Linked DNA regions of Mus musculus: regions 1, 2, 4 and 5 are each linked to region 3. A link is a loop called in an ENCODE intact Hi-C map of the cell type or tissue named here. Cell type or tissue: gastrocnemius. All regions are shown on one strand.

Evidence for each region. Hi-C counts contacts between places; a loop is a spot of excess contacts. Peaks named below come from ENCODE experiments on the same cell type or tissue, not always from the same donor. Only the 100,000 strongest peaks of a DNase experiment are listed, where the experiment ranks them.
Region 1: a loop joins it to region 3, with 6 times the contacts of the local background. A loop is called at or near these places in 32 of 42 quality-filtered maps.
Region 2: it touches region 3 in a loop (3.0-fold over the local background); 11 of 42 quality-filtered maps call a loop at or near these places.
Region 4: a loop joins it to region 3, with 3.0 times the contacts of the local background. A loop is called at or near these places in 19 of 42 quality-filtered maps.
Region 5: a loop joins it to region 3, with 5 times the contacts of the local background. A loop is called at or near these places in 32 of 42 quality-filtered maps.

What each region holds. Positions count from the first base shown.
Region 1 is chr2:14,308,246-14,313,245 of GRCm38, forward strand. Mrc1 (mannose receptor, C type 1) reads left to right here. Exons shown (of 30, transcript NM_008625.2): 20 at 434-576; 21 at 1,723-1,837. Among named protein-coding and RNA genes, the nearest start is that of Mir511, 50 kb to the left of the region's middle. In gastrocnemius, no CTCF peak of the experiment used is centred here; a DNase peak (open chromatin) is centred at 2,481.
Region 2 is chr2:13,276,093-13,281,092 of GRCm38, forward strand. It overlaps Cubn (cubilin (intrinsic factor-cobalamin receptor)), which reads right to left. Exons shown (of 67, transcript NM_001081084.2): 65 at 3,984-4,149; 66 at 2,270-2,505; 67 at 246-743. The coding sequence ends at 636. All of the region lies in intron 1 of Gm13270 (a long non-coding RNA gene), which reads left to right. Among named protein-coding and RNA genes, the nearest start is that of Gm13270, 7.0 kb to the left of the region's middle. In gastrocnemius, a CTCF peak has its summit at 2,103 (motif pointing right); a DNase peak (open chromatin) is centred at 2,618; H3K4me3 peaks cover 248 bases.
Region 3 is chr2:14,046,027-14,051,026 of GRCm38, forward strand. All of the region lies in intron 1 of Hacd1 (3-hydroxyacyl-CoA dehydratase 1), which reads right to left. Among named protein-coding and RNA genes, the nearest start is that of Hacd1, 7.5 kb to the right of the region's middle. In gastrocnemius, a CTCF peak has its summit at 2,531; a DNase peak (open chromatin) is centred at 2,543; H3K27ac peaks cover 606 bases.
Region 4 is chr2:14,148,255-14,153,254 of GRCm38, forward strand. It overlaps Stam (signal transducing adaptor molecule (SH3 domain and ITAM motif) 1), which reads left to right. Exons shown (of 14, transcript NM_011484.3): 14 at 1-84. Among named protein-coding and RNA genes, the nearest start is that of Tmem236, 24 kb to the right of the region's middle. In gastrocnemius, a CTCF peak has its summit at 2,776 (motif pointing right); DNase peaks (open chromatin) are centred at 2,752 and 3,829.
Region 5 is chr2:14,292,818-14,297,817 of GRCm38, forward strand. It overlaps Mrc1 (mannose receptor, C type 1), which reads left to right. Exons shown (of 30, transcript NM_008625.2): 14 at 629-716; 15 at 1,983-2,127. Among named protein-coding and RNA genes, the nearest start is that of Mir511, 34 kb to the left of the region's middle. In gastrocnemius, a CTCF peak has its summit at 2,777 (motif pointing left); a DNase peak (open chromatin) is centred at 2,774; H3K27ac peaks cover 811 bases.

The DNA.
Region 1 (5,000 bases), 260 kb after region 3:
ATATATTTATAATCAATTACCTTCACCTCTCTCTAGCTCTTTTTCATTGCATAAAGTGGGAGTGTTGATGTAATTTGTCTTTTGTTGAGAAGATTAAATAAAGTAACATAAACAAATACTTAAGTATTATATGATTGACTATTGGTAATTAATAATTTAATAATATATCTGTAATTCCAAGAGTAAACTCAGCATATAGTAATCTTTCTGAACTCTTATGAGTTGAGAGAGAGAGAGAGGGAGAGAGAGAGAGAGAGAGAGAGAGAGAGAGAGAGAGAGAGAGAGAGGAGAGAGATTGCATAGGTTCTTCTAGTCATTTGAAAATAAAGTTATTCTGAACCATTTTCTGAGATCCCTCCTGAGATATTGTATCATTGAAGGTATGTTTTAAATTAAGAGTATGCAGATTTACATTAGCTCTTCTCTTTTACAGGGTTCTGGAATGACATCAACTGTGGTTATCCAAATAACTTCATCTGCCAGAGACATAACAGCAGCATCAATGCCACTGCCATGCCTACCACACCCACGACACCAGGTGGCTGCAAGGAAGGTTGGCATTTGTACAAGAACAAGGTATGGGAGGAAATTGACCTCCATCTTGGTATTTGCACTAGGTGGATTTCTTTTTCTTTTTCTTTTCTTTTCTTTTTTTTTAATATAAAAAAGGTAATAGAAGCAAGAGAGATTTTGCTTCTCTATTTCGGAGGACACAGTCTATCAGAGCAGAGCAGGTGGAGTAGAAGGCTCCATGGAGGTGGGAACAAATGGTGGATTAGGACACAAAGTACTGGAACAGGGTCCAGCTGCATGCCTGTGGGCCTACCTTTATGTCCTATGTCCACCAGCCAGGCCCATGTCCCAAAGATTACATATTCTCGAAACCCGGCACCATCATCTGAGGAGCAAGAATTCAGAAGCACAAGCCTATGGGGGTCATTTCCCACTATACCCCAGCAGCACTGGTCACTGTGCACCACTAAACCCCAGCAGCGCTGGTCACTGTGCACCACTAAACCCCAGCAGCGCTGGTCACTGTATGCCACTACACCCCAGCAGCGCTGGTCACTGTGTGCCACTACACCCCAGCAGCGCTGGTCACTGTGCGCCACTAAACCCCAGCAGCGCTGGTCACTGTATGCCACTACACCCCAGCAGCGCTGGTCACTGTGTGCCACCAAACCCCAGCAGTGCTGGTCACTGTATGCCACTACACTCCAGCAGCGCTGGTCACTGTGTGCCACCAAACCCCAGCAGCACTGGTCACTGCTGGACTCTAAACCTCAGCAGTGTTGGTCACTGTGCGAGCCTATAAGGGTCATTTCCCACTACACCCCAGCAGCGCTGTTCACTGTGTGCCACTAAACCTCAGCAGCACTGGTCACTGCGGGACGGTGGGAGATGGCAACCACAGCCATCAGGGTTAACTTCTGCCTATGTCATCACCAATAACTGGATAATCCCATCACAAATTCTCAACGGAAAGTAAAAACATACGTGAACTATTAGCCAAAGATCTGTGCCCTTTATCTCAAGGGAAAAATAAAACTCTGCAGAGAAATATGTGGGCCATCAAACTGGTTTACTTTTCCTTTTCAATTCTCCTTTAGGCCTGAGAAAATTTTTATTTATCTGGAATTTTCATGTATGACTTGATTTCTTGATGTGAACTTTATTATCTTTAGCTAAAACCTCTGCTTTTGTCCTCCCCTTCCGTTTCAGTGCTTTAAAATTTTTGGATTTGCTAATGAAGAAAAAAAAAGCTGGCAAGACGCACGGCAAGCTTGCAAAGGACTGAAAGGAAACCTGGTGTCCATAGAAAATGCACAAGAGCAAGGTACATCTTGACAGTTATGAATATCCCTGGCCATTATGAATATATATGTAAATTTGCCCTAAAGTGATACACTGTTGCTTATTATAATAGACTTTTTTCTTTTTTTTTGTAATAAGATAGAGTAAGGGAAAATCTTCTCAATTTCTTATTAGGAATTATTTTATTTTATTTAGTGTTAGATAATATACTATACATATAGATAATATACTATAATATACATTTTTAATGTATTTTTATTGGATGTTTTATTTATTTACATTTCAAATGTTATCCCCTTTCCTGTTTCCCCTCCACAAACCTCCTATTCCATCCCCCATCCCCTGCTTCTATGAGGGTGCTCCCCTACCCACCTATTCACTCCCACCTCACTACCCTAGCATTTTCCTACACTGGAGCATCGAGCCTTCACAGGACCAAGGTCCTCCCCTCCCATTGATGCTAGATATACTGGGATGTTTAAAAAAAATTCTCCATAGAATTCTTTCCCATTTTCATAGCAATCCTATGAGCCAGGCATTATTATTATTCCAGCATATGGACAGAGAAATGACACTTATAGAGCCTAGGGGGAAGGAGCATCCTTGGTCAGAAGTGGAGTTTAGCATCAATACCTGGGTCCCAGCCCTCATCTTGTCCCGTTGCCAAACAAATCTGCTATGCAAGGGGCCAAGGAAGAGTAGCTCTGAGAATGAAGTGAGCAGCTGCTGGTCTCCCACTTGCTTGTGTCTGGGCCCTGACCATATAATTCACAACACAACAAAGCTGGTTTTTTAATGTAAACTTTAAACAAATGTAGGAAAACTTTTTTTTTTTTTTTTTGATGAGACACAAGGATAAGCTGGAGCTATGGGAGTATCTGGTAAGAGAATGTTTGTCACAATCATACAGAGGATTGTAAAATTTATTCTTCTGTCAAGAGACACAAGTTGGAGCTGGGGAGAAACCTCAGCCAATGAAGAGCATGCTGCACAAGCCATAAGGTCCTGAGTTCAACCCTCAGCACCCATGTGCAAAGCCTGGGGTGCTGACATATGTGTAGTTCCAGCACACAGGAGTTAGAGAAAGAAAAATCCCTGAGGATTTCTGCCCCATCAACCTAATAAAACTAGCAGTATCTAGACTGGTAAGAGACCTTTTACATAAAACCTTAGTTGGCTTGATCCTGAGGAATACATAGAGATACGCTGCTCTCAACACATATGCCCACATGCATGAACACACAGACTTTCTCTCTTCTATCCAGAAATAAAGGTCCTGAGCACTCGTGGGTGACCCTTTGGGGACTCCCTTTGCTGAAATAACTATACCATTCAATCTATGATTTGTGCTCTAAGGCAGATATTGACCAATTTTGGGAGATTCAGACTAAGCTATTGAAGGGTTTGGAAACCATAGCAGTTGAAGTATGGATCAGAGACTTTTCAAGTTTTACATTGAGAAAAAGAATGCATGTCCTTGGATGGTCCACCTTGTGTGGCCTTAAGAGGAAGATCTGCGTCAATGAGTGATGGATATAGGGAAATACATTTATGTTCAAAATGAGGAGGCCATTCCAGTAGCCAGGACTGATGAGACACGATGTGTTGCGAACAGGGTGAGGTTTGCAAAGGATTTAGAAATTGTTAAGTTAGGTGGTGCTCAAGTGGACACTGTAGAATCACATATCCTGGTATATATGTTGTATACAGAAAAAAAATCCAATAGAAGTTTGTTGTGTGTGTAAATTTATAAAAAGGTTATAGGAAAAAACTAGGCTATATATTCTTTTTTGTTTTGTTTTGTTTTGTTTTGTTTTGTTTTGTTTTGTTTTGTTTTGAGACAGGGTTTCTCTGTGTAGCCCTGGCTGTCCTGGAACTCACTTTGTAGACCAGGCTGGCCTCGAACTCAGAAATCCGCCTTCCTCTGCCTCCAGAGTGCTGGGATTAAAGGCCTGCGCCACCATACCCGGCTAGGATATATATTCTTTAGAATCTCTTTTAGTTGGATAGATGTGGAGGAACATATACTTGTATGTTGTGCACATGCGTGTATGTGCAGGTGCACATAGATGTGTGTGCTTATGTGGAGGCCAATAGAGAGCACCAGGTATCTTCTACTGTCACTCTCCCCCTGTGCATCTCACATGAGGATCTCTCACTGAAGTTGTAGCTAGGCTAGCATCCAGTCAGCTTCAAAGATCCTCCTGCTTCTATCTTCCCCATGCTGGGGTTATAGGCATATATATTGCCACATCCAGCTCTTACCTGGTCTTTTGTTATCCAAACTTGGGTCCTAACTCTTACTTACTGCTTCATATCTCCAGCCCCAGAGCATCTTTGACTTTCAAAATAATTATCCAAAATTATGTATCTGAAAAAGTACAGAAGAGAAGATACTAGAAACTTGCATGTTGCTCTCCCAAATGCTTACTCTTTTAAGGCACAGATGTGCACTGCACTCTCTTAGGACAACATGATACATGAAACCAACCAAGTTTCCACAAGAATCTTTAACACATTCACCAGCTATTCAGACACCCACAGAAAAGGTCAAACAACACATGATACAAGAACATGACTTTCACATCTCTTGATCTGGCTCACCACATTTTTTTGTCTCAGCTACCCAGCAGGGAAACACAGTAATGGATTTCCTCTCTTCACCACAAAGTGCTGATTCCTGGCATAGCAGAATTAAAACCGGAGCAGTGAGATGTGCAGAGGGAAACAATTTTCAGATAAAATAACATTATTCCTGGCAAAGCAGGCACACGCTGTTGAATTCGTAATGTGGTTACTGGCAGTGGGGAAGTTGGTGCTGTATGCCACAACATAGAGCTGTTCACAGTATGTTTCAAGTTGAGCATGAGGCAGAAGTTACAATCTTGTTTAGGAGACAAATAAAACCAAAACAAGTATCTGTTTGCACTTTTAGTTCACTAAAGAATATTGGAAGAAAAACATTTGGAGGTATTTATTTTTATCTTTAGTTAATTGAGAAAAATGTAAAAATGAACCTCTTTGAAAATGGGGTTAGGATTTGGGAACAGCTGTTCCACGGAATTTTGGGCTCATGTATGAGCAGGTGGTTATGTTTCCACAGACTTTATTTTGCATTTTAAAGAGATTTATTTTTTTTATCTCTCTCTCTCTCTGTGTGTGTGTGTGTGTGTGTGTGTGTGTGT
Region 2 (5,000 bases), 770 kb before region 3:
CTGGGCAGGAGGAACTGGGGCGCTAAAGTGCTTCACTTCCTGGTTTTCTGCCAAGTGAGTGGTACTGCACATGCTCCTACTGCATGGCCCACCATGCCCTTTTCAGTGTGATGGAAACAAATCCAAGGAGGAGAAGTCGGAGTTCGTGTTGGGAAGCAGTTTCAGAGGCCACAATAAATCTTCGAGCGCACGTCACAGTGAAAACCTGATCGCAATGGGTTAAAAATGGAGACAATGGAACTGTATGGTTTTAAGAAATGTTTATTACCCGTACTTTGACTTTTGTATAGTGGAAACCATACAGCTATTTGTATCACCAACTTTTAGAAATGTACATCAGTGTGCCAGGATAATTTCTACCCTTTAAAGAACGTTTTAAAAGGTCTCCACTAAATGGTGCATCCAGTAAGGATGGCATGTACACCTGAGTGGAACACCACCAGGCTCTGCCTTCAGAACACCAAATGTAAAAAAATTGGTCATACACTTTCTCTTGTAAAGGCCATAGAAGCTCAGTCCGTGTTTGATGGCGTGGGCAGAGATGGGGATGAGAACCACAGAGTTCTGGGCAGGGTTGCGGGTTGCGTCTGACGGCGCGGGGCAGAGCCAGAGGGGTTACACACAGCTCTCCCGATTCAGCTACTCCACATTATTTCAAATCCTGAAGAAACGGTTGCATACTCCGCATGGAATCTTATGAAGACCCGATTTGATGAAGCATGAAAGGGTGCTACCACAGTGTCCTGCAATTGAGGAGGAGGGGAAGAAAGGTTATTTTTTAAATCAAACATATTTCTAGAAATATCAGCATACTTAAAGTGTTACCTATAGAAACTCTATAGAAGTTCTAAGAGTGAAGCAACATATATTTCTAACTGTGACACACCAATAATTAGTGCATTAATTAATACAACAGAATGCCTCCAGAGACAGAAGGCTGCAAGGCGATGGTTGGGGAGGTAATGGTGGGCCTCACTGGTCTTTTATCTTCTGTGTATCTGAACTAATGTGAACAATGGCACGCATCAGTGCTGTGCCATAAAGCACACCACCCCAGCCAGGCTGCTGGTGTCAGCGCATGCACACCACCCCAGCCAGGCTGCTGGTGTTAGCACATGCAGACCCACACACAACCGCCAGGCTGCTGGCGCTTTACCTTAGCGTTTAGTTCTTATTTCTTTTATTCTTATGCTTTATATGATAGGTTAACATTGTGAAATGTTAATAAAATAAATGGAAAACTCATTACATATGGAAAGGAGTATACTTTGATAATGGATACAGCGTATCCATTATCTCCTTGGATTTGAGATGACACTGAGCTACAAGAGGGAGTCATCCACCTTCCAGCGCCTCTGTCCTTCATCTACAAAGTCCAGAGTGAACTCTTCCTGCAGCACAGGCTGCCAACTGTGGCTTCAAATAGATCTGACTGCTTGGAAGGTACTCAAATCTACACACAGGAGCCATACAAAGATAACAAAGTTATCTCTCATTTTATCCTGCATATAATAGCAAACAGGGTGCCTACTGGTCCCAAGATCAAATTCTTTCCCCATGTAACTGATTTTCCCATATTAAGATATGTTCCCCAGAGCTGTAATGGTGGATATAGTTGGGGAGAAGTTACTTTCGAAACCCAGAGGCTTTGTTTAGTAATCCAGGCTGCACTCAGGTACATGGGAAATAATACATCAAAAAAGTTTCTTCATTAATGTGGGAAGGTGTTAGTGGAGGATCGGTAAGTTATAAACAGTTTAAAAGATGCAGATATGTGTATGCATTCAGATATGAAAATACGTGTGCTCAAATATGCAAATGTGTATATGTATTCAAAGAAAGGTAAGTGGTGAATACATAGAATTCTCAAACTTTTAAACTTACGATGTACTTTCTAATGTTTCTAAAAATAAAATCTTACAAGCTTTAAAATAAGTTTTATATTTTTTTAATTCTCTAGACATCCAGTGATATAATTCTTGCCTTGTTTGGTTCAAAGGGCCGTGCGAATAAAGAGGAGAAAAATTAAAAACAGTGCCCTAACTCCCTGGTAAGGTTTGATTCTGTAGCTTTTAGTGGTAACTGTAATATGACATATCTGCCACTAGATGGTGCTCATACTCCCAAAATAGAAAGCCACTGAATTACAACTTTTTTTTTTCTTTTTTTGGTTTGCATGTGCCTGTAGTTACCGTTACCGTCACTGTTTAAAAAATCACATGTGAAATTTTACATGTGGAAATGTAAAATAGCTTGTTTGTTTACTCACGATGCCACAGAACGGTCCAAAGGGTGGTGAGTTGGCATCTGGACCATTGAAGAGTATGAGGTAGTTCTGGTCACAGCCACCTGGAGAGTCGATACTGAGAAAGGGAAACCCAACAGAGAGAGGCCTTCCAGAAGGAGCAACGATGGTCCATTCACAATGAGTGTTGTTTGGGTAGCTGTCAGGAAAGCCAGGGTTGGCTAATATACCTTCGTTGCCCAAAAGAGTCCCTCCACAGCCTGCAAAGAAAGAATGGACAAAGGTTCCATTTAGCATCCAGCTTGCTTTCCCACACAGGTAGAAAGCGCCCAACATGGAAACCCTCCTCTTGGTTGAGAGCCCCTCCGGGCCCATCCCCACTGGATAGTCCTTTCCCAGTGGCTGTGACCCAAGGTAATTCCCCCGGGACTATTCTTTGCTAACCTCAAGCTAGGAACAAACTGGAAAACAATACAATAGTTACCCCAAGAGAAAAGTCTCCATCTGCATGCTTTGAGGGTACAGCAGACTCCCTGAGCATAGAAAATATTAATGACTGCGAAAATCAACTCACATTCTGTGGCACACCCAGACTGACGACTGACGTCTGACGTCACAGCTTAGATGCTACAACAAAACTCATCAGGCCCACTCTAGCAGTTCTAAGACCTTCTCAACTTCTAAATCTGGTACAATGCCTTGAGCAGGGTCACCTTTCTGTGGGGGCTCTGGTGTGTAATAGCAACAGGGTGCCTATGGGTCCCAAGATCAAAGTCTCTCCTCAAGTAACCAACTTCCCGTGTAAAGATAGAGTTAGCCATGTTTCCTGGAGCATGGAGTTTTCTCTCCTTCTCTCTCCCTCTCTCTCTCTCCCTCTCTCTTCAAGATCAGTTCTTACTATGTAGGTCAGAGTGGCTTACGGCTTCACTCCCTCATGTGCAGGCCTGCGGCCATGGCCAATGCATTCATCGGTTCCTCCTTTTCACCAATCAGGGAAGTTAATGACTGGGCTTCCTTCCGTGTGTAGATTTTGTTTTCTGTGATTATTGAATGGGACCCTCTCTTATCCCTTAATATACTTAAAAGATTCCTTTCATGATTTTTATTTTGTAGGTTCCCAGATATTATAAAATTGAAGTATTGGAGGTATCCCTCTTTTCTCGATCTAAATGTGTTCATGTGACTTAAATTCCCTGCTATTTAATGAACAGTGGACCAAAAATTCAAGAAGACATTTATCACCCTGAAGTAGCAATTACGACACAGGACTGCCACCAAATGATAGGAACCATGAAGGATTGAGCTTCTCATAGACACATACCATGAGACGTGCATACACACGGTCACATGTGCAGCCCGCTGCTCATTGTGGATAGAGCCAGCTGCCTGCACACACACAGATTTGGCCCTGACTTGTCCTGTGATTTCATTTCCTGAATTCTCAAAGAGAACTCCTGGGTATTCCATCCGAAGAACAAAAATAATGTTTACATGGAATGTTTACATTGTCAGACCTTTTATATGAAAATTTCAGTCTTTTACATCAAAGAAATGATAAATAATTGTAGGATTTTGAAAATTCAGTACTCTCATTGTTAAGAAATCTGCGTCTTTAACAGAAAATCATCAGGCGCAGACCTAATGTGCTGAAGGCCGCATTCCTATTTCCTGTAATGTTATTTCCTGTGGTGGACACCCCATCAGCCCACAGGAGCTTCCCTCAGAGTGAGCATCTTACCAGTAGGAGAGGAGGCCCAGATAATTTCATATCCATGGTGGGTGTCTGAGTCATCGCTGTGGAAGTGCAGATACAGTTCATTGCTCTGAGAGAAGATGGGGTTGGGCAGCAGGTTGCTGCAGTACTTGCCAAGCAGTGGTGAACTGCTGCTGCTGCCATTTCTTACCTGTGAAAACCCACCATTGGTTACCCATCCGATCACCTCTGTTTCAGCTCATCACTAACACGTGAGGTAAATCCAGTAGGTTTGTTTTGGTTTTGTTTTCTGAGACAGTATCACCTTCTTAGCTCGGGCTAGCTTGGGCTAGCTTGGGCTAGCCCAAGCTAGCCTGAGACTCCCATTATTCTTGTCAGGCCACTCAGACTCCAGAATAGGAAATGGGGCTTTACATATTCAAGTATTTGTAGATGAAGACATATAAGAATTTACAGCACTCGCCATTTGCATTGGGATTTAGAAATATCTGATAAAGTATAGCCTCAGAAATACTGACATTCTTGTGATATACTAGCCGGTGCCATGATCCTACAGAGTGTTATGTGTGCACACATTTTGAGGAATGCACAGTGGACTTTCAAGGGGGAAGGGGCACCACTGTTTGGCCTGTTTCCAGTTGTACTTTATTCCTGGGATCACAGTGGGGGCCGGGGGAAGGATGCTTCCCACTGGAAAGCTTAAAGTGGCCACAATGAACAAAGAACACCGAAGATCAAAAACAAATCTTTTCCTTGTGGGAAAAGTAAATGGCTCCATGTGCCTATAATATTCCTCACCCTGTAGACCTGCATGAAGAGCTGCTGTTAGCGTGTACATGTTCAATGTGAGAAGCTACCCCACTTCCCTTCATCGTTCCATAGTCCAGAATCTGGCTAGCCTTTAGAGTCACTGCAGTCTGCAGAAGTGCACATTTACTTGGGCATCTGAGCTGGCGAGGCTCTTTCTATACCTAGGCAATGGCAAGTGATGCACTCTTGGTTCTTCTCTTAAATGTTTAAACAAAACATCTCTGGCTAGGA
Region 3 (5,000 bases):
CTCTTAGTTTGTTAAGTTAAAAAAAAAAAACAGCCCAGAGGGAAAGAGAACAAAAGGTGTTCTGTGGAATATACGAAGGGCCGGCTACCAACAAAGCCGTAGCTAGCATACAGTTGTTTTCAGCAATTAAACTGACAGACTGGCAGTAGAGTGTGTATTTTTTAAAAAATGAGATCATCAAAGCATTTCATAATTACAAAATGTCATAGTGCCAGTTTCTTTATATTCCTGTGATAAAACATTCGGATCAAAAGCATAGTCCATCATGGAGGGAAACCTGGGCAGAAACTGAGCCAAACACCATGGAGGAATGGATTACTGGCTTGCTTCCTCTCTCAGCTAGCTTTTTCTTTTCTTTATTCAGCCCAGACCCACTTGCCTAGGGACAGTATGGTCCACAGTGGGCTGAGACTTCCCATATCAATTGTCAAGCGAGACAATGTCCCACAGACAGACCCACAGGTCAATCTGATCTCGGCAATTCCTAGGTAGGTTTTCCCTCTGCCCAGGTAGCAGGTTGGCAATAAGTAAACTAACCAGTACAAGTCTCAAGATAAAAAGCTGGCCAAAAGCTGTATTCATAAGAAAATATATACCATGTAATTTATGTAGGCACACACAGAAATCTTTAATAAGAATCACTTATTAATGTTCACTAAACAAAACCAATGGCGGTAGTATAAAAGAGATACATATGGATCAAATATGAGCTGAGCCTGCTTTCAAAGAGTTGATGCTGGAAGTCAGGTCTTACTGTGATGGCTGGGCTGGTTTAGAATTGACTGTGCAGACCAGGCTGGCCTCAAAGTCATATAGATCTGCCTGCCTTTGTCTTCCACATGCTAGGATTAAACATACTTGCCAAAACACCCAGCTAAAGGCTGGAGTTTTTTAAAAAGAAAAGAACATATATTAACCCTTGTAAGCTTACACATATCTGTTAAGTATGCACTCTTCACCATGAATTTACACTTGTGGACAGCAGCTTTTTGGTACACACATCCCACACTTGATATAGTTCCTGGTGAGAGCTAACTTCCTGGTTTCCATCTCTATTCCTGTATGCTGAAGTTTAAGAAAGTTGCCTTCTCAGTGGCTTTTGAAAGCCTGGAACACTCCATCTACAGATATGAGTAATTGCCCTAGGCTTTAATAATAGGGAGCTATCGAAGTGTACAGTCAAATCAGCAGTTGTCAACCTGCGGGTTGCAACCACTTCAGGGCTGAAACGACCCTTTCACAGGGCTCACCTAAGACCATTGGGAAAACACAGATATTTACACTATGATTCAAAATAGTAGCAAAACTACAATTATGGAGTAGCAATGAACATAATTCAATAGTTGGAGGTTACCACAACATGAGGAACTGTATTAAAAGGTCTCAGCTTTAGGAAGGTTGAGAACCACTGGCTTAACTGTATTCCTTTGTGAAGATAGCAGTGACTATACAGCCTTGACAAAACTGAAAGACAGAGTGCACACGCAGACCACTCTCCTCTCCACCTGCTCACCACATGGCACACTGGACAGAACAACACAAGGCCACGCAAAGGTCTAACACCATCAGACTTCTGTGTTGCAGAAATATGAACAATTACAGCAAAGAACGTAAGTGCATCTTCAGATCTGTCAGACACGGCCACACACCACTTTTGGTCCATGCAGCAAGCTTGTGAAGGATTATTCTCTTTTACTAAAGAAGCAGACACAAAGGGACACAGCAAAGCAGCTGAGACCTGGAGGCCCCACTCCTGAGCTCCTGAGCTGAGTGAGCTCCTGGGCTAAGCTCCTGAGCTGTCTTGGGCTGCTCCAACCACTATGGTCACAGAACAATCCATGCTTACCTTACATTGTAAAGTCATAGGGAGAAATTGCTCAAACATTTCCATAGTATGATTTTTAAAAGTTTACAGGCCACTCATAGTTATGAGGATAACTTACTAAACCTACCACTGAGGACATAACACAGTGGTAGACTGCCTACAGACTACAAGAGAAGCCCTCGACTCAACCCTTAACACTGGGGGGAAAAGAGAAACCTTACAAAATGCATCTTGGAGTACGATAACGGGCAAGGCTGGGAATGAACCTCTAAAGTCCCCAAACCTTGGTCCTAGCACATCGCAGCTTCATTTGATTCAGCTCTTGACCCTGCCTTTGGTAAGGGCCCTTTCTGGAATCAGTACTGAGTCAATCCTAAAGCACTCATTTGACTTGGTGGTAGTTTAAGTACCTTCCCAGCTCAAAGCGTAGTAACTGTATCAATCTGATTCTAAGTCCCTGAGGTTCTAATAAGAAAACCAAAAGGTTAGTGAAGACATACTCATTTTACATACACCTGGCTTTTGCAGGCAGACACAAGTTAGACACCTATAAAATTTAATTTGCAAGGCAACTTCTAAGTTAACAAAAACATCATGTAAGTGTTTTTCACATTTTAAACAGTATTTATGTGGTATTTCAAAGCACTAAGTGTTCCTAGCATTTTAAACAGTATTTATGTGGTATTTCAAGTCTGGTACTGCCCCATAGGTGGCAGCATTGTGCCAGCTACACACTACACAGATGAAAACAAATGAAGGCACCAGAGCTGGAAAAGATCACCAGAGGCTTTTATTCTGACTCCATCTGTGCTTCAGTAAAGAAGGCCAAGACCTGCATAAACTAGTCAGAGCTCATTTCCCAGGGATACCTTCACAACCAAGGACCAAAGTTTCTTTAAGGGTCCTACAGTTAGCAAAGTTTGGGTATCAGTTTAATAATTAAAAAACAAAACAAAAATCATAGCAACTGGAATTCCTCCCATTGGGAGTTCGTTTGAGGGATGCTCGGTTCTGTCTTGCTTTTAAATGTGCCAGAGATAACAACTGCATGGAGTCAAATAGATTAAATTTCCGTCCTTGACAAACCAGACTTGCAAGCCTAGAGTAACGGTGCACACCTGGACCTCCAGGAGCAGAGGGTAGAGAGAGGGTCACTTCAAGGTCAAGGCCAGCTTGGTCTACAGGGCAAGTTCCAGGCCAGCCAAGGCTATGTAGTGAGACTGTCTCAAACAAACCAACAAAACCCCTAGATTCTCTGCGCAAAAACAATCAAGAGCTGTCTCAAAGGAGTTCCTGCTTGCTTATTTCCATTCATTCATCAATTAATTCATCTTTCAACAAGTATTACTAAGATAAGGAGGTGCTAAATTAGATGTGAGATAAATAGGACATGATTTATTTTGGCTCAAATTGCACTAACTTAGCGAGTAAAGGTAAGAGGACAGTGCTGTGACAAGCAACATATGCCAGAACCTACAAAATGAAAGGGCTTTTGTATGTCAGTCACTCTGGCTACAATGTCCTTGGCAAGCTTATCTCTTTCTTCTATCGATCTTCTAGCACTTTTTCTTCAAGATTTCTTCTAGATTTCTAGATTTCTAGACACAATACGTGTTCTTTGAAACACTTGGTTATCTACATTCATAGTTCTTTTGGAAAACTTACAATTTTTACTATAAAACAGCTTCAAACTTACACAAAATTATACAGAACGGTAAAGAAAGGCCCCCACGTGCCTCCTACCCAGCTTCAAGGGTTGCCATGCTGTGGTCATCTTGTTCCATCCAAGCCTCTCCTCTCGACACTGCTCTGATTAATTTTAATTAGATCCACAACACTCTCTAATATGGCCCTGAATATTTTATTGTATATCTCTAAAATTATTATCTTTATGACTAAAACTATAATCCCCAGTGTCCTACATTAAAATAACCGCTTCTGGTTGTTATAAAACCTTGAGGGTGAAAAGATGTCTACCACTAACCTTGATGACCTGAATTTGGCCGCTGGAACCCGCGTGGTGGAAGCAGAGAAATGATTCCTGAACTTTGTCTTCTGACCACATTAGCATCATGCACATGCGCACTTTAGACAGAATTCATCTATTCTAAATATTTGGTGTGTCTCTTGAATCTACAGGTCTCCTTCTCCCTCCCCCTTCCCTTTATCCCTTTCTTTCAAGTTTTCTGATGAACACTGGGTGGCTGGGCCTGCAGGCTGCTCACTGTCTTGAGCTAATTGGATACTTGAGGTTCTAGGTCATTTACTATGTTCTGCCTCCTGTATTTCTGTAAATTGGCAGTTAGTTCTAGGGCTCCACCAGACTCTGACAAGTGTTCTAGTGTATTTCTAAAGGAGCAAAACATTCCTGGCTGTTCTTTCTTTGTGGTGTTAGTAGCTATCTCTGCTCACTGCCTGGACCCACCATTTCAATCAGTCGAAAATTGTCACCCTAATTTGGAATATTTTCTTTGTATCCTCTTTAGGTTAACAATTAGGGCTACAGGAGAGATGGCTTTCAATTGCACACACTATACTTTCATGTACTATCCATTATCAACTCTTCAGTGCATTTCCAAGATTAAATTGCTACTTCCTTTTGTAATCAACACATGAGTGCTTTGACTGACTGAAAATAGGCACCCATGCCCATAAAGAGTTAAACTGAAAGGTGCAGAGAAGGTTCTGAGTTAGGATTAGGAGTACCTGCTTTCTGAGAGCCACTGTTAGGAGATGAAAGACAGCTGGAACCGGGAAACAGTATTTGCAAATCACATACCTGGCAAAGGGCTAATTAAGTTGGACCTGGAGGGCATCATCCTGAGTGAGGTAACCCAATCACAAAGGAACTCAAATGATATGTACTCACTGATAAGTGGATATTAGCCCAGAAACTTAGAATACCCAAGATACAATTTAAGAAACACATGAAACTCAAGAAGAACGAAGACCAAAGTGTGGACACTTAGCCCCTTCTTAGAATTGGGAACAAAACACCCATGGAAGGAGTTACAGAGACAAAGTTTGGAGCTGAGACAAAAGGATGGACCATCTAGAGACTGCCATATCCAGGGATCCATCCCATAATCAGCCTCCAAACGCTGACACCATTGCATACACTAGCAAGATTTTGCTGAAAGGACCCTGATATAGCTGTCTCTTATGAGACTATGCC
Region 4 (5,000 bases), 100 kb after region 3:
TGTATTTTCCTTGTATTTTTATAAGTTTCTGTTTTACAACTATATTTCCATTTTAATTTTGATACCTTCATGTGAAAAAAAAAATTATTCTCCAGTATGCATCTTACCCTTTAAGTCTGTCAGTGGTGAAACGAAAAAACAAAAAGCTACCCGTTTTACAATGCATATATTTTTTTCATTATGTATTAGATTACCAAGCATATAAAGAGATGAATAAATAGCTGGTATGGATTCTGTCTTAGTTACGTCACTTGGGTAACCGGGCAGAAAAGTTGAGGGGTAAGGAAGCACCAGCCTTCCATCCTTCAAGCGGCCTGACTAGGGAACAAAATGGGGCCGACAGGCCATTTAGCTCTGTTCTAAACTCTATGCAAGTTGCACTTCACACAATCCTTGCTGGGTGTGAAGATGATGATGGACACCCTTAATCTCAGCACTCAGAGGTGGAGGCAGGCGGAGCTCGGTGAGTTTGAGGCCAGCCTGGCCTGCCGAGTAAGTTCTAAGCCCACCAGGCTACATAGTGAGACCCTGTCTCAAAAACCATAACAGCGGTCTATAATTTGATAAATAGACTATTTTTAAACAGTTTCTGTAGAGTAAATGTCTATGGGTTTTATTACTTTTTAAGGTTTGAGAAATGTTTTTATAGAAATGATTCCTAAAGGAGACAGACTACAGCTCTGTCCTGTGCTACAGTCCTCATGCAGTGTTGGGGTGATAATATGTCAGTGCCTGAGATCAGTAGTTGTAGCCTGTGTGTGTGCTAAGAGGGTTTAATAGACTCTTCTGACCTCTTGACTGTTCCCTGTCACCCCTACTTAGCTAGGGACATTTTTCTAATTTGTGCCCAGACATGCCCTTCCTACTCACTTCTTTCTTTCTTACTTCTGGAACATTTCTTTCCTCTTCCCTTTTAATCCTCAAAGTGTTCAATAAATCAGCATTGTTCATTTCCAGTATAGAGGTCTTTCATGGGTGACATCTGTCTCATGGAACTTAAAATAGTCTTTGTCCAGTGCTTAAGTTTGTGTTAGATGAGTGTCCTGCATACTAACCTGTGCAGCAGTAACAAACTGTAGAAATTATTTTCTAATAAGAGTTTCATTGGTATGATTGGGCACATTTTCACGCGATGTACATTAAAATCATTTTTTTGTTTTTGTTTTTTTTACTTATTACCTTGTTTACTTACCAGTTGTATAATAATAATAGTAACAACAACAACTTCCTGTACACCTCCTTTTTATGTTAATAACAAAACTTAGGGTTAAAATTTTTTATTTATTTGTCATTTTCTAACAATTTTGTTAGGTTTTTAATTTTCATTTTTGGGCTTGATACCTGCTTGTTTCTCTTAGTATAAAGAATATATAAAAGGATCTATCTTTGTTTCTTTTTTCTAAGGTCTTAATTTTCAGTTATCTTCCCTTGGTAGGGGAGTAGGAACTTGCTTGGCGGCTGTTATGGGTGGTGCTCTACCCAACCGCTGTCTGCTCAGAGAAGTTTCAAGCCTACAAAACACCAACTACACAAATATTCTTCCTCTAAAGTCACTAATTACTCACATTTTGCCTCATCTTTTTGTGCACATTTATGTACTTGTGTACTTGTATGTAGATTTACATGTGTACACACATACACACACACCTACTTTTGAATAGGTAAACATGCTATAGATAGAAACTGTATGCATGATTACTTCATGATGCTTCCTGTAAAAATCAGAACAGCCTCCCATGTAACCTAAACCACTGTTAAGTCCGGGGAAAACTGACAGTGGTTCTTAAGATGAGACTGTCCTCCAAGCTGTCTTAAATATGTGTATTTACGTATCTATACAGTCTTAAATCTAGGATTCATTCCAGGAACACATGCCACCTCCATAATGTCCCTTAACTCTGCTAGGTTAATCCTCATTACTGTATTTCTCTACTCCTATATTGGCTTTTTAAGATTCACAATATATCATAGAATTTCCTACATTCTAGGTTGGTCTTCCTTCCTTCCTTCCTTCCTTCCTTCCTTCCTTCCTTCCTTCCTTCGTAGTATCATTTAATTTTTTTATGTCCCATAACATTCGTATTTATTTTATTTTTATACAAAGTATTGTAAATAAAAAGCACATACTAAGATTAAGCAGAAGAATAGATTTATTTCTATACAGTTAAAATGGGCATTCAGAACAGAAGCTGTGGAGTTTCTATTAGATTTTACACTTTGACTTTCATACACATTTTTATTTATCTACCACCCATATCTGAACATCCATTCTCATTAAAGTGACTGTTATTCCTAAAAGATACATAAATCAGAACTCACATGACTGTTTTAGAAGTAGTGAAACTACAGGCTAGAAGATGTCTCGGCAGATAACAGCGTTTTTCATTGTCATACAAGCTTGAGGACTGAGTTCAAATTGCTAGCACCAACATAAAAAACTAGATGTAGGATCAAACCTGCTTATCTCCAGTTTTCAGTGGGAGACCAAGTCTTAAGGGTATAAGGCAGCCATTGCATACTAGAGCGGTACACCTGGTGTTCTCTGACTCCTCCCTGAGTATGAGTAGGGACGGGGTGTGTGTGTGTGTGTGTGTGTGTGTGTGTGTGTGTGTGTGTGTGTTTAGACTGCACGTAGACCACACAAGCATGCATGGAAGTAGTGAGACTAATTTTTCAGGCTTATTTCAGAAACTGCACATACAAATAAACTTGGTTAACCTTGCAGTTTCTGCTGGTGTGTATAACCAATTAGTCTGTGGTTGCTGAGGCCAGAAGAGGGCACTGCAGTTTTGTTTTAAGAAACTGTTAAAAACAATTAGCTGCTTTCCTCTATTACCACCATAGTAAGCTTTTCTCAGTGATTCACACACCCATTCAGGGTGGGTAGCTTCGAGGTAATTCCATAAGTGCTATAGTGTAGAAGGGCTATATTTTCAGTTACACACATTTGGTTCAAGCACAGTTTTAAGTTAGAAACATGCAAGATCAACAGTAAACACTAATAGGTTGTTGTGAATCAGAATCCAAGTTCTATTTCATTTGGTTAATGGATTTTATAGATGGGTTCTTTATCATAGACCATTGTGTATCTTAAAGATAAACATGATAGATACTGGAGATAGTATATGTATCTGCAAGGTAGGTCACATCCCAGATGGAAAATTTATATAAAACATATATAAGATATGGCTACTATTTCTCCAAACCAAAATTAGTGAAAAACTAATGAACACATTCAAAGGAGTTGCTAAAACTGAAGAAGTAAACAGATACAACTATATTTGCTTTTAAGAGGCTTCTTAATAGCATATTCACACATATAATTGCATCGTACAAGTTAAAATCATGTCATTAACTTTCATTATAAATGTCTCAGTTGTCATAAGGATTTCTTGAAAAGGAAGTGCTTGATGGTAGTGATAGCATTTTGACTTGAGATATAAATGAGGCATTGAATATATATGTATATACACACACATGCATGCATACATATATCCTTAAATGGAAATTTCAGTTTCTTGTAGAAATTCCGAGGACTATCACATAGATACAGCTTTTCTTAAGTGAGCATTCTGGTCAGTAGATGATCTTGGGCAGCTCTGTGGTTCATCCGAGACCAGCCTTCTCCTTGTTGGAGATTTACCTACAGAGTCAGTGCTAGCTTCACTTCCCCTCTCCTGTCTGACATGCCCAGCCACTCGGGACACAACCTGTACTGATGTAGATGAGGACGGAGAGTGGGACAGTGCTGCCGCACTGGGCTTGCATGGTTCTAGCACGGCTGTGAGAACTTCCCTTCTGGACATGCTTTGGGTAGACTGAAGCTGTCAGCAAGCCAGGGAGCCTTCTCCCATGAGCTTACCCTTGCCAGAGCATATGCTCTCTGTCAGAAGTGCTGTCCTTTGTAGTCATTCCTGTTTATTGGTTCTGAGCTGGCAGTAATCGTCATACCCAGCCTTGCAGTGCTGGGGCATACTTGAATAACCAAAGAAGAAAGGTAGCATGAGACTGAGGATTTACTGTTCTCGGGGTTCCAGTGCGGAGTGTGAAATTTTGGTCCTCAAGCAAAATGGAGGCAGTGCATCCTCTCGTTGACTCTGTTGTGTCTTCTCGTTGGCCATCACACTGCTCAGATACTACAGCACTGGGACATTGTAATTTTTGTCCTTGGTGCTGATTAAGAATGTCTTGAAAATATTCTAGATGAAATAAAAGGTCACCATCCTAAATGGTGAAGAAAATGCCATTCTGCCCCGTTTAGTTGCAAGTTAGCCTTCCAGAATGTCAGCTACTATGTTGATTTATTTAATGATAGCGATTATGTGATTTATTTAATGTAAGCTACTATGTTGATTGTTCTGATGAACTTATTTTTAGTGTTATTTGTGTCACACACAATAATCATACAAAATACTGGGGTTCTGTTGTGACATTGTCATACTTGCATGTTTGTACCTTGGTCATAATCATTCTCTATTACCTACCCCCTCCCACTGCTCCGCCAGGAACTCTTATCAATGTTCTTGTAATATTTTTTTATTTATTTTTTTATTTTTATAGGAACATAGAATAATTCTAAGGATAAAGAATATACTTGACTTTAGGAGATTAGATATTGTTGGTATTTTTTTCAATTTTCTGTTATAATGGAGCTAAAGATAAAGGTATAATGGCTTACTTCAAGTACAGAATATGCGTGCGTGTGTGTGTGTGTGTGTGTGTGTGTGTGTGTGTGTATTTTCTCTTGGTAAGCTATTGATTTGGGGAAGAAGATTTTTTTTTTGAACATTGTAACATAGACTGGCCTTGAACTTGTTCCCCATCATTTTATCTCTAGACCAGCCTTTTTTTTTTCCTGTCTCATTATAAAGTTTTTCAGAAATAGCCCCAGAATGAATGAAATACTCATGGGTGTTTTTTTTTTCCTTCAATGGCGAAATACTTCTCTGTGTCACAGTAAATACTGACTTTATATCAGTTTCTTTTTTCTTTACTTTAAA
Region 5 (5,000 bases), 250 kb after region 3:
TTAGATGCCTTATTAAGATCCTCTCCCCTCCCCAGTAGTGCTCCAGGGTTCAGAATATTGATAAGTGGTATACAAATTCACATTTTCTAAGTCACTTTTCTCTATGACTTAAAGGTGACAGAGTTTATTGTGGCTTATAGCTCGAGAGGTTGTTCATATCTGTTATGGCAGGGAGAGCATGGTAATAGGAGTAGAAGACCCACTGGTTACATTACATTGGCAATATGAAAGTTGGATTGGCATTAGGAAACAGGAAATTAGAGGGGTACTTAGCTAGCTAGTATTGGACACAAGTCCAAGGAATGGTGCCACCTACTTTTAGAGTGGGTATTCCCACTTCAATCTAATCGAGATAATTCCTCACAGGTGTTCGTCAAGACTAACATAATCTAGATAACTTTTCAGAGATGTGTCCAGAGACTTGTTTGCTAGATGATTCTACAGCCCATCAAGTGTAAAATCAATATTAACCATCAGAGGCAAATTTTGTAGGACACATTTAATTGTTATTCTCTTTGCTTGTGTATTATCTAATGTGTGTTTCAGAGGGATCTATCAACTCTTGATGGTCCTTTGAAAGACTGAAAACCTTCCAGGATGAGGTATCTTCTTTCTTTTTATGTTGCAGGAGCAGTGGAAGCTACCATGAGCTGTTTTGGTTGGGACTGACCTATGGAAGTCCTTCAGAGGGGTTCACCTGGAGTGATGGTTCTCCCGTAAGTAGTTTTAAATCTCTCTCTCTCTCTCTTTTTTACCCTGTAGTGTATTTATTTTGGCATTATTATTTGGACTTATTGGTGTTTTATCAAGATATGTCATTAAGACAGTTGGAGACATTTTTATGTAAGATAAATACAAGTTTAGTATACACTGTCCAGCCCTGGCCTCCACATACTTTAAGCATAGTTGTGGATGAGAATAACCTAAGGAATGAAAAACCATGCCTCCCAGTTTATACCAAATGACTCAATTCTACACAAAGCCAGCATGTAGATGATTAAATATCTTCAAAGCTCTTTTGCAGGTGCCTTTAGTTCAGTGAAACTGGACACAACTTTGGTAGCCATTAGAGTCAGATGGACTTCTCCAAATTTGAGAAATGGGAAGCTCTGGCTTTTGCTAGCAACATTTAGCAGTCCTGGTCATCCTGGGAAAGGATGTTTTATGATATTAACACTATTTTCTCTTGGAACCCACAGGCATCTTCCAAGGTACTTGTTTAAGTGACATGGTTTCTTTGGTGGCTGCATCGGTGTCTGGATTTCATGTTTATGGAAAACTGATCATAATTCTTAATCCAGACCCCTTCAGACTCTGATCACTGAAAACTACCCACATTCCCAAGTTGTTTCCATTGTTCATTTTGGCAAAGGCTGGTCGTTCAGTTAGTCACATTTTATAAGACTTTTTCTTCTCTAATTATTTTTCTGTAGCCTGTGTAATAGATGAAAAGCTTCCAACAACTTACTGAAATATCATCCCTTAAGAACAGGCTGTAAATTTAGGAAATTGCGACTACCGACTGAGATATGGAAGTTTCTTGCTAACTTTTTCCTACATATAAATCCCATTGCTTGTGGCCCTGGATTCATTCTATTTAATGGGAATAAAGGAAATGTTATAAAAACCAATTCCCTACTCTAGTCTGCTTAAAAGTTTCCATGTAATAAAAGCTGTTTCTTTCTCACCCATGTCCATAAAATGTGCTTCCATAGCTAAAAGTAAAAAGCAAATGAATGAAGAATCCAAACAGCCCCTCTTTTTCCTTTCCCAATTTGAATTTGCACTGGTGTGGTATACGTGGTTAATATCTGCAGCCTAATGTGGTGTTCGTGGTATATCTGCAGCCTAATGTGGTATACGTGGTATATCTGCAGCCTAATGTGGTATACGTGGTATATCTGCAGCCTAATGTGGTGTTTCTAGCACAGCATAGCAACCTGGTGTTGTGGTTCAGATCAAGTGTGATGTTTCCACCATAGGTTTCCTATGAAAATTGGGCTTACGGTGAACCAAATAATTACCAAAATGTTGAATATTGTGGTGAGCTGAAAGGTGACCCTGGCATGTCCTGGAATGATATCAACTGTGAACACCTCAACAACTGGATTTGTCAGATACAAAAAGGTACAAATCTGTCCCCTCTTTTTCTTACATTACAGAGCTAGCCTTCTGATACCCCAATTTGTTTCCTCCATTGGCACAAACAAACAAAAATACCAGCATCAGGGAACTGTGGGGCCCTTATTTCACAGGATAAGAATGGGGACGTTGGAAACAGATAAGTGTTCCAAAGGAACAGAAGATCAAAAGGCCACCAAGAATCCTGGATTAGAGTCACGTCCTTAAAAACATTCCCATCAGCAGCCGGGACTCTGGCCATCCACTGCAGCTGCAGGGGCTAATGGGAGACCTGCCCTTTAGTGCTGTAGAAAGGCAATGCAGTTTTGCTTTCTGGAACTTTCACCCTCTGACCTTCTATTTTATCCCTGAAACAGGTACAAGCTCCCTTCAACCTGATATTTTAATATCCATAACACAGAACCAGCAGTATAGGGAAGGCCGTGGTGTTGTGGGACTCACATGATATTATTTATGATATCTTGGAAATTAGAGCAAAGACAGGTTAGGCATTGTGGTCAGAGGAGCTGGGTTATGACACCGAGGAAACAAGCTGACCCTTGAATTAAAACATATTGACGCCATAGCAATAAGAGGATGGAACCACATTGCCCTCTGCTGTTGGGGAATCATGGCCGCTGCCCCCATTCTGCAGTTAAGAGACCCGGTACTGCCCTCTGCTGGCTGGATGCACATGTTTCCACATTCTGGATTAGTATCCTTTTGAATTTAAATTTAAAAACAGTCTCCTGCTGCCTGCCAGTGACTCACTGTGGCCTCTTTATGTTGTTAGTAGCTTTGTTTTACTCTGGCAGATAGAAAATATGTTACAGGTCGCCATCTTGGTTCCGGGACTCAGCAGAACTTAGGAAATTAGTCTGAACAGGTCAGAGGGTGCGCCAGAGAACCGGACAGCTTCTGGGACGGGCGGAAGCACAGAGCTGCTGAGGCAGCAGCCTGGGCGGGCCGCAGACAACCGGCCACCATCCGGACCAGAGGACAGGTGTCCACCTGGCTTGGGAGGCGGCCTCAGCCTCAGCAGCAGCGGTCGCCATCTGGGTTCCGGGACTCCGCGGGACCTAGGAAATTAGTCTGAACAGGTTAGAGGGTGCACCAGAGAACCGGATAGCTTCTGGGACGGGCGGAAGCACAGAGCTGCTGAGGCAGCAGCCTGGGCGGGCCGCAGACAACCGGCCACCATCCGGACCAGAGGACAGGTGTCCGCCTGGCTTGGGAGGCAGCCTCAGCCTCAGCAGCAGCGGTCGCCATCTTGGTTCCGGGACTCAGCAGAACTTAGGAAATTAGTCTGAACAGGTTAGAGGGTGCGCCAGAGAACCGGACAGCTTCTGGGACGGGCAGAAGCACAGAGCCGCTGAGGCAGCACTCTTGGCGGGCCACAGGCAGCCGGCCACCGTCCGGACCAGAGGACAGGTGTCCGCCTGGCTCGGGAGACGGCCTCAGCCTCAGGAGCAGCGGTCACCATCTTGGTTCCAGGACTCCCTGGAACTTAGGAATTTAGTCTGCACAGGTGAGAGTCTGCACCACAGAAGCTGACAGCTTCTGGGAACTGCCAAAGCAACACAGCTTCTGAGAGAGGCCCTGTTTTGGGCCTTCTTCTTCGACCAGGAGGAGGTCCAAAAACAAGATATCTGCGCACCTTCCCTGTAAGAGAGCTTGCCAGCAGAGAGTGCTCTGAGCACTGAAACTCAGAGGAGAGAATCTGTCTCCCAGGTCTGCTGAGAGACGGTAACAGAATCACCAGAAGAACAATCTCTAAACAGAGTCAACTATAACTACTAACTCCAGAGATTACCAGATGGCGAAAGGTAAACGTAGGAATCCTACTAACAGGAACCAAGACCACTCACCATCATCAGAACCCAGCACTCCCACTTCACCCAGTCCAGGGCACCCCAACACACCCGAAAACCTAGACCTAGATTTAAAAGCATATCTCATGATGATGGTAGAGGACATCAAGAAGGACTTTCATAAATCACTTAAAGAAATACAGGAGAGCACTGCTAAAGAGTTACAAGTCCTTAAAGAAAAACAGGAAAACACAATCAAACAGGTAGAAGTCCTTACAGAAAAAGAGGAAAAAACATACAAACAGGTGATGGAAATGAACAAAACCATACTAGACCTAAAAAGGGAAGTAGACACAATAAAGAAAACTCAAAGTGAGGCAACACTGGAGATAGAAACCCTAGGGAAGAAATCTAGAACCATAGACTCGAGCATCAGCAACAGAATACAAGAGATGGAAGAGAGAATCTCAGGTGCAGAAGATTCCATAGAGAACATCGGCACAACAATCAAAGAAAATGGAAAATGCAAAAAGATCCTAACTCAAAATATCCAGGAAATCCAGGACACAATGAGAAGACCAAACCTACGGATAATAGGAGTGGATGAGAATGAAGATTTTCAACTCAAAGGACCAGCAAACATCTTCAACAAAATTATTGAAGAAAACTTCCCAAATATAAAGAAAGAGATACCTATGAACATACAAGAAGCCTACAGAACTCCAAATAGACTGGACCAGAAAAGAAATTCCTCCCGACACATAATAATCAGAACAACAAATGCACTAAATAAAGATAGAATACTAAAAGCAGTAAGGGAAAAAGGTCAAGTAACATACAAAGGCAAGCCTATCAGAATTACACCAGATTTTTCACCAGAGACTATGAAAGCCAGAAGAGCCTGGACAGATGTTTTACAGACACTAAGAGAACACAAATTCCAGCCCAGGCTACTATACCCAGCCAAACTCTCAATTACCATAGATGGAGAAACCAAAGTATTCCATGACAAAACCAAATTCACACATTATCTCTCCACGAATCCAGCCCTTCAAAGGATAATAACAG